Regions from separate parts of the Mus musculus genome. Here all the other regions are linked to region 1. The links are chromatin loops, found by intact Hi-C in ENCODE. Cell type or tissue: heart. All regions are shown on one strand.

What was found. Hi-C counts contacts between places; a loop is a spot of excess contacts. Peaks named below come from ENCODE experiments on the same cell type or tissue, not always from the same donor. Only the 100,000 strongest peaks of a DNase experiment are listed, where the experiment ranks them.
Region 2: a loop joins it to region 1, with 2.5 times the contacts of the local background. A loop is called at or near these places in 5 of 42 quality-filtered maps.
Region 3: a loop joins it to region 1, with 4 times the contacts of the local background. A loop is called at or near these places in 4 of 42 quality-filtered maps.

The regions. Positions count from the first base shown.
Region 1 is chr13:93,717,934-93,720,433 of GRCm38, forward strand. The region is part of intron 13 of Dmgdh (dimethylglycine dehydrogenase precursor); the gene reads left to right. AW495222 (expressed sequence AW495222) reads right to left here and starts at 1,242. Exons shown (of 3, transcript NR_045086.2): 1 at 951-1,242. In heart, a CTCF peak has its summit at 1,243 (motif pointing left); no DNase peak of the experiment used is centred here.
Region 2 is chr13:93,340,063-93,342,562 of GRCm38, forward strand. It overlaps Homer1 (homer scaffolding protein 1), which reads left to right. Exons shown (of 10, transcript NM_147176.4): 2 at 1,694-1,850. Among named protein-coding and RNA genes, the nearest start is that of Homer1, 38 kb to the left of the region's middle. In heart, a CTCF peak has its summit at 978; no DNase peak of the experiment used is centred here.
Region 3 is chr13:93,246,270-93,248,769 of GRCm38, forward strand. No RefSeq gene overlaps it. Among named protein-coding and RNA genes, the nearest start is that of Gm41020, 49 kb to the left of the region's middle. In heart, no CTCF peak of the experiment used is centred here; no DNase peak of the experiment used is centred here.

The DNA of each region.
Region 1 (2,500 bases):
TAGTGGTGAACCCCAGACATTTTCTGGCAGGCACACGCCAGAGGATCTGAGTATCACCTCTCACATCCTTGCTTTCCCTCTGTTACGTTTCATTTCCCTCTCACAATCATCCTTAGGCGAACTAATGTCCTTTTCTTTTGAGGGACAGGGACAGTGGTCCCGTGTGTGTGGGTCTAGTCTTCCCCACCAGTGGGAATCAAGAGCTTCTCTGTGTACAATTGTTAACCACTTACACAACATTTTTATATGCATTGATTCTGCTTTGCTTCTGTCTTAGTTTCCTTCCTGTTTCTGTGGGGGAAAAAAATACCCTGACAGAAGCGAATTCAGGGAGAAAGGGTTTCTTTCAGTTCACAGGTCCAGGTTACAGTCCTTCAGAGTGGGGAAGTCACAGTGACAGTGGCTTGAGAGAACTGGTCATGTCACATCCATAGTCTAAAATGATTGCAAGCCCCTGGACAGCTGCTAACTGGCTTCCTGCACTTTACCCAGGATCCCCTGCCCAGGGAATGTGGTGTCCACAATTATGAAGGGTCTTCCCACATTGACTGTTGTCATCAAGATAAAGCCCCTATGCGCGTTCCCAGAAGCCCTTGTTCTATGACTTAGCTTTACCACGACTCTTATTTTGCATACATTCACTGGGTTCATTGAGCCCCCAACATCCAGATTCCTGTGACCAGGGTCCTATTTACCTTGTGGGAGAAACAAAACCCTAACTTTTACAGAGAACTGACGTTTTAGGGGCCATTGTAAACATGAGCTTCCGAGTGGGGACTCTGGGGTTTAAATCTATCCTTTACTTAACTCTTGGCTGGCTGGCCTGCTCTCTTATAAAATGGAGTATTTATCCTAAAGAATCAGCGCAGACGTAGAGATGGTTAGTAATGAGCCGAACAAACACACTATACAGTTAATTTCTAGGTTAACCTGAGAGCTCAGGTACTTACCCTTGGGCCTTCTCATTGATGCAAGCTTGCAGGAAGCCGGTCCTGCCTGCTGCAGCGAACTCAAGTTTACAGCCAGGACTCAGGCAAGGCCAGCTGCCCTCAGAAAACAAAACAAATTTGTCCCCATGCTCAGGAAAAAGGACAGAGAAGCCACCCCTTGAGAGTTAAACATCGCTGTATTCTAGCCTCAATTTTTCTGATGTTTTTGGTTTTTTTGTTTTTCCTTCTGCTTCCTCTCCCTGGGCTCCATTTTAGGGTCCTCTTTCCCAACAGTGCCAGAGCGCCCTCTAGTGCAGAAACATCGGCGAAGTCGCTCTGTTTCCCTGAAAAAAAAAATCTCTAATTTTGGCAGACTGAAAAATAATTTCAGAGTAACTCAAACTAATTTAGGAAATATGAGAACACTTTTATGTGGTGTAAAGTAGTCTTACGTTTATCTAGTTTATGTCGACTCTTTGGGAGGTTAGAGCAGGCAGTTCTCATTCCCATAAAGAAATGAACAACAAAAAACCCGACTTCCAGAAAGGTCCTCTGCTCATTAACACTTAACTGAGTACATCGAGGTATTCTGTTCCCATTTCTATACATTTAGCAGTTCCTCCTGAGTTCATCTCTTTCATTTCCCCTCAGTTCTCATCGTATAAATTAGAATCTTCAAAAACCCCTTAAAAACAAAACAGTGATAAAAACCCCCTAACTTCATTCAGGTTTAGAACTAAATATTGGATTTCCCCTGAATTGATGCATCCTATCTCGAGTCAGCTAGTTCTGAGCTTTAATCCTCCCTTCCCGTTTTCTTTCTAGAACTCTGCAAAAGCCAGTGTTCTGTCACCTGCTTTCCCCTCTTTACCCCCATTCATGGCTAAATGCAAGCTAAGCAAAGTTACTTGTTACTTTTTTAAAAACACAATTATGTAATTAAAATTATTACATAACATACATGAGATTCTTGTTTGTGAAACACCATGTACTAGCCTTCAAATATTTATTAAGGTAAAAGATCGGAGGCCAGAGAGATGGCTCAGTGGTTAAGAGCACTGTGTGTGCTTCTCCTGCAGAGAAGCAGAGGTCAGTTCCCAGCATCCTCGATGGGCAGCCCCGTTACTTCAGTTCTGGGAGAGCACACCTGCACACACCCACACGCAGACATGAACACATACATGTACACGCAATGAAAACAGATAAATTCATTAACACCTTTAAAATAAAAGAGCAGTGGAAACCAACCCAATGTTCAGTCTCTGTGTTTGCCATATTTAAAAATAACAGCATTTGCCAAAGGCTTCATTTGAATGGAAAATACTGCTTCAGAGACTAGTCCATAATTGGTCTTTTAAAGAATCTTTACTCAAAAACCATCCAGTGTCCTTAATTCTGGGGAGACTAATATAAGAAAGTGATGTCTCTGTTTCTATCATTGTTATGCATCAGCTCAAGGTGGGAGCCAGTGTTTGCCAGTATTTGCTGAGTGAAGGTAATGGGTTTGTTTCTGTTTTAGTAATCTCTTCATCTCCCCTCGCCCTGTACTTGCTGGGAGTGGTGGTGAACTC
Region 2 (2,500 bases), 380 kb before region 1:
TCCTCCATAGACTTTTCAGGAAAGGATAGTATATTGAAGGGGACCTTTCAGTTAGTACAGAATGATGCATGGGGTGTAAATGTAAAATGTTACAGCAGGGTCAAATGGAAGGACTTCTTGACTTTATAGTCTAGTCTACGGTATATCCTACTAGTCATAACAACCAGGATCTGTAAAGGTTCTAGGAATACCTAATTAGCAAATGGTGAACTTTTGCTCCTAGGGAATATTATGTCATGTTTCTATAAGCCTCTCATCACATTTTTATAAACCAGTCAGTTCATAACATTGTTTCACATACAGTTCTCACACGTCTGTCTGTCTGTCTGTCTTTCTTTCTTTCACTTTCTCTTTCTTTCTCTCTCTCTTTTCTTTCTTTCTTTCTTCTTTTCTTTTCTTTTCTTTTCTTTTCTTTTCTTTTCTTTTCTTTTCTTTTCTTTTCTTTCTTTCTTTCTTCTTCCCTTCCCTTCCCTTCCCTCCCCTCCCCTCCCCTCCCCTTCCCTTCCCTTCTCTCTTTCTTTATTTTCTCTTTCTTTCTTTCTTTCTTTTTTCTATCAATCTATCTAATTTATTTATAGACATGGTCTCTCATTATGTTTGCAGCTCAGTTTGGACTTGAGCTTAAAGATTCCATGTCTCTGCTTCCTAAATGCTGGGAGCACAACACCCAGTTGATGTGTGCTTTCATTTATTATTGTTGCTGCTTTAACATTGAACACGTGACCAATTATAGTATGAGTTATGCCTGAGTCAAGCTTATCTAACACACTTTTCTCCATAAGGCACATTAACTTTCCACCATGAGTATGTAGCACTTAGAAGCACTTCAACATTTTGCTGAGGGGCCATTTTAAGCAGTGAAAGCATCTACAATGGCACAGAAATGCAAAAAAAAAAAAAAAAAAAAAAAAAAAGCTAAACAAACCACTAAAAAGACAGCTGCTTGTATAGTCTGAGTGCTGAAACAAGATGGCAGTATTGTCTTGTTCATCTTCTGGTGGAAAGTATAGGCTAGGTGAGTCCCGTTTCCCAGTGTTCTGTGTATACAGCAAAAACTTAAAAAAAAAAAAGCCACAAGTTCTTACTTGACTATTAAGTTTGGTTCTTCACTGCTTTGATAAAACAATAACCAAAAGCAGCTTGGGGGAGGAAGTGGTTTATTTGGCTTAGTGCTTACAGTTCATTATTGAGGAAAGCCTGGACGGGACCTGAAGCAGGACCTGAAGCAGGACTTACAGATGAACATTGCGACTGCCTTGCCTAGCTTACTTTCTGACACAACCCACAACCACCTGTTCAAAGGTGGCATGGCCAACATTGAGCTGGACACCCCCTGCCCCATGAATCCTTAATCAAAAAATATTCCTCAGAGACTGCATCCAAAAGCCAATTCAATGCATGCAATTCCTGAGTTGAGGTTTCCTCTTCAGGTGACTCTAGTGGTGTCGAGTTGACAGAAGCCTGCAGAGTTACTGATGACGTTAGTGGGTAACTGAATTCATGTGTACAGAATCTCTGAGTAGCAAGAATCGGGTGTAATTGTTTTAACAAAGTTTATATTGGACTACTTACACTTCATACTGGAAAGAAAGATTATTTTATTTGCGGATATATGTAAGTTTCTCGTTAATGTAGTCACTTGTATAGCTTTTATGTTCACTTGTCTAATGAAGTAAAACTGTTCTTTCCTCAGGGAGCAACCTATCTTCAGCACTCGAGCTCATGTCTTCCAGATTGACCCGAACACAAAGAAGAACTGGGTACCCACCAGCAAGCATGCAGTTACTGTATCTTATTTTTATGACAGCACAAGAAATGTGTATAGGATAATCAGTTTAGATGGCTCAAAGGTAAGCTACATTTACTTCAAATAATCTTACTCTCTTGCTTTGTACAACATAGAAGTTCAGTTTCATTCATATTTCTGTTTTCATTAAAATATTTCTTCTAGACTTTTTGAAGCTTAACTTTAGAAAACAAAAAGTGATTATTCTTAGAGTAATAGCATTTTCCCCTCAAGTTATTTGTAGAAACTAACTCCCTTATTATATTGAGTTATATGAAGCAACATAGTCTTCAGCTTTATGATGGGTTAGTTTATTTAATGAACATCCCTGGCATCTCTGTTTTGTATTAATGTTAAATGATAAGAAAATTTCTGTCAGTCACTGTTTCATTATTAGAACAGTACCAGCTATCAGAAAGGCATTTATTTAGCTTTACAGTTTGAAGGCTAACAATCCAAAGGATATATAGCCCTAGCTCCCTGATCTTCTCTTGGTTGCAGCACTGTATGACTTGATAATATTAACTAACGTATGGGTTAGCAAGTAATTACATTCAGAGCCGGTGGAGCTGAGTGGGGTCAGGCCTGCTGTCTTTATGACAGTCCATGCAGTAGAATTGAAGGAGTTCTTAAGAGTTACCCTCCTACAGCATATTTCCACTGTCCTGATTACCTACCTCTAGGTCCTGCACGTACTTGAATGTTCTAGAATAC
Region 3 (2,500 bases), 470 kb before region 1:
TCTCTGAGGATTAAACACAGAGGCTCACACAGTGCCCAGCCTATGGCAGACTTTCAGTGATTTAAACAAATGTGGATCTGAATTTAAAAAAAAATGACAGCAACACTTTTAAAGTTGAAATCTGGCTTTTCTGGTGGGCTCAGGGAAAAGAATATTTATCTTGTAAAAATATGTTGGAGACCAGCTGACCCACTTTAAGACTGAATTTCTCTATCTTCAAAGAGGGAGTAAAAAATCTTATATCTGTTGAAATGTTGGGGCAGAGTAAAGATTAGGGAGTTGTACATTCTGGTGCACACCGTGTTCCTTACAAGACTTGTTACAGCTCAGCATCAATAGAAGCTGGCTATAGGGGGTCACACAATATGCTATAGTTGTTCCCTGGCTTAGAACGAATTCTGGTTTAATAACCCCATTCATTGCAGGCTAAAATGCATTCATTTCATTTTTTTTTCTTTTATGTATCGGTTGATGTATAAAGACATAAGATGTTCCTATCAGTGGGTATCATGCTATATCTCAATGCATGAATTACATTCTGTAACATTTAAACACATCTGGGTTAAACACATCTATTACTGTTTGAAGCACATGGGATGTAATTTGTGACCACATCAAGTAAATAGTCTATCACTTTTTACTGCCAGAGCCCACGACAGTGCATTTAATGTACTGAGGATGCTAAGCAGCCTAGCGACACGGTACACTAAGGAGAAGGATCTGTTGTTTTCCCTGGAACTGCAGCTGCTGCCCTATACCAAGAGAACCTACTGAACTGAGGTCACTCATCCGGGAGAAGGTCAAAATTTAAAGTACATTTTTTTTTCCTTGATCTGTATTGTCTCATCATCATAAAGTGGCAACACTCTAAGTCAAATATTGTAATCTGCTGACTAACTGTATAGAAGTTGGGAGACACCTGCCATTTTAAAAATAAACATTCCCCAAAGGAAAAAATAACCCTTTTCATAAACTATAAAATATTTTTCATCAGCAAAGAATAAGAACATGAAAAAAATAATAAAAATGAAGATATTTAGCTTTGAATTTAAATACAAAATCAACACATGAAAAAAAATTCAATTTCCAAGTTAGTATATTTTAGTTTTCTCAGCATTTCAGTGAATAAAAATATACATTTAATTGTATTTATTTTTAAAAAGTCGGATTTTTAAAAATCTTTCTATTGGCTTTTATCTTTGCCTTTGCCACAGTTTTGCTGCCTTTGAGAATATTTTTTGTTTCTTCCTTATGGGGTCATCTGACTTTCAAGGAGACGGCTCAAAAGAGTGGGGATGAATGGGCTACAAGCCAGAGAATTCAAGTTGAGAGGTGCCCTGCCTTGGGAAGTACAGCCCTGGGCCAGCCACTTCTGCTAAGAAACATAGCCACATGGAATGGGGTCATTAAGCAGTAGCTAGCTCTCTTTAGAAACTATAGTTATCACCACATTTAATGATTTTCATATCGATTCCTCTTTTGTTTACACAAAGCTATCAATCTTGCTCTCACGCCTTGCTGGATATCCTAAGCTGTTTATAGATCACAGCGTTATATGCCATCTCCAGCTTTGTATACCCACCACTCTTCCACTGAGACTCCACACCACTCTTCCTTCTGGCTGTCTAGTGACATGTCTAAGCTGTCAGGCCTTCTTGGTCTGTTTTCACCTCAGGACAGTCTCCGTTCCTGCTTCCTGGCCATCTTCACCTCCTGCAGGGTCTTTCCTGCACTTCACAGACCCACAATTCAAAATGATGTTTTTTCCCTAGAGTCTGGGCATTTATCCTTTCTCAAATTGCCCCCTGCTACTCAGAATCTCCACTAACATTTCCCCACAGAGGCCTCTTGCTGGCCAAGTCCTGCAGACTCTCCGCATCCCCCCAGCTTCCCACTCTGTCTTCATCCTTTGCATAACTCTTCCCAGTACCTGCCATCTCCACTTCAGGTGAAGATTCCTAAGGTGAGAAGATCAAAAAGATAGGTGTGGTGGTGTACCACTGTAACCCCAGCACTCGAGTCTGTGTCATGATGACCACATGTTCCAGGCTAGCCTGAGATACTTTGTAATAAAAAACCAAGAAAACAAAAAGAAAGTGAAAAAGAACACAGCAAGTCTTTGCACTTTGTCCCCTCATCACCAGGACAGCACCTGTGTGTGGTAGTCAGTGGTACATAGGTGGATATTTTATAGTCTTCTCAGTCTTCGGACTTGGTTCTTATCACAATCCATACATTTTAGCATAGCTCGATCTCTTTCTCTCTCCCCCTCCCCCTCCCTCTTCCTCCTCCCCCTCTCCCTCCCCCTCGTCCCCGTGTGTGTGTGTGTGTGTGTGTGTGTGTGTGTGTGTGTGTGTGTGTGTGTGTTTGTGTGTGTGTGTGTGTGTGTCCGTCCGTGATGGGGATTGGACTTAGAGCACTGTACATGCTCTAGATCTGAGGTACACCCTCCTCCTAGTTAGCAGCCTTCTTTCAGCATCCTTGCTGGTACTTACAATAA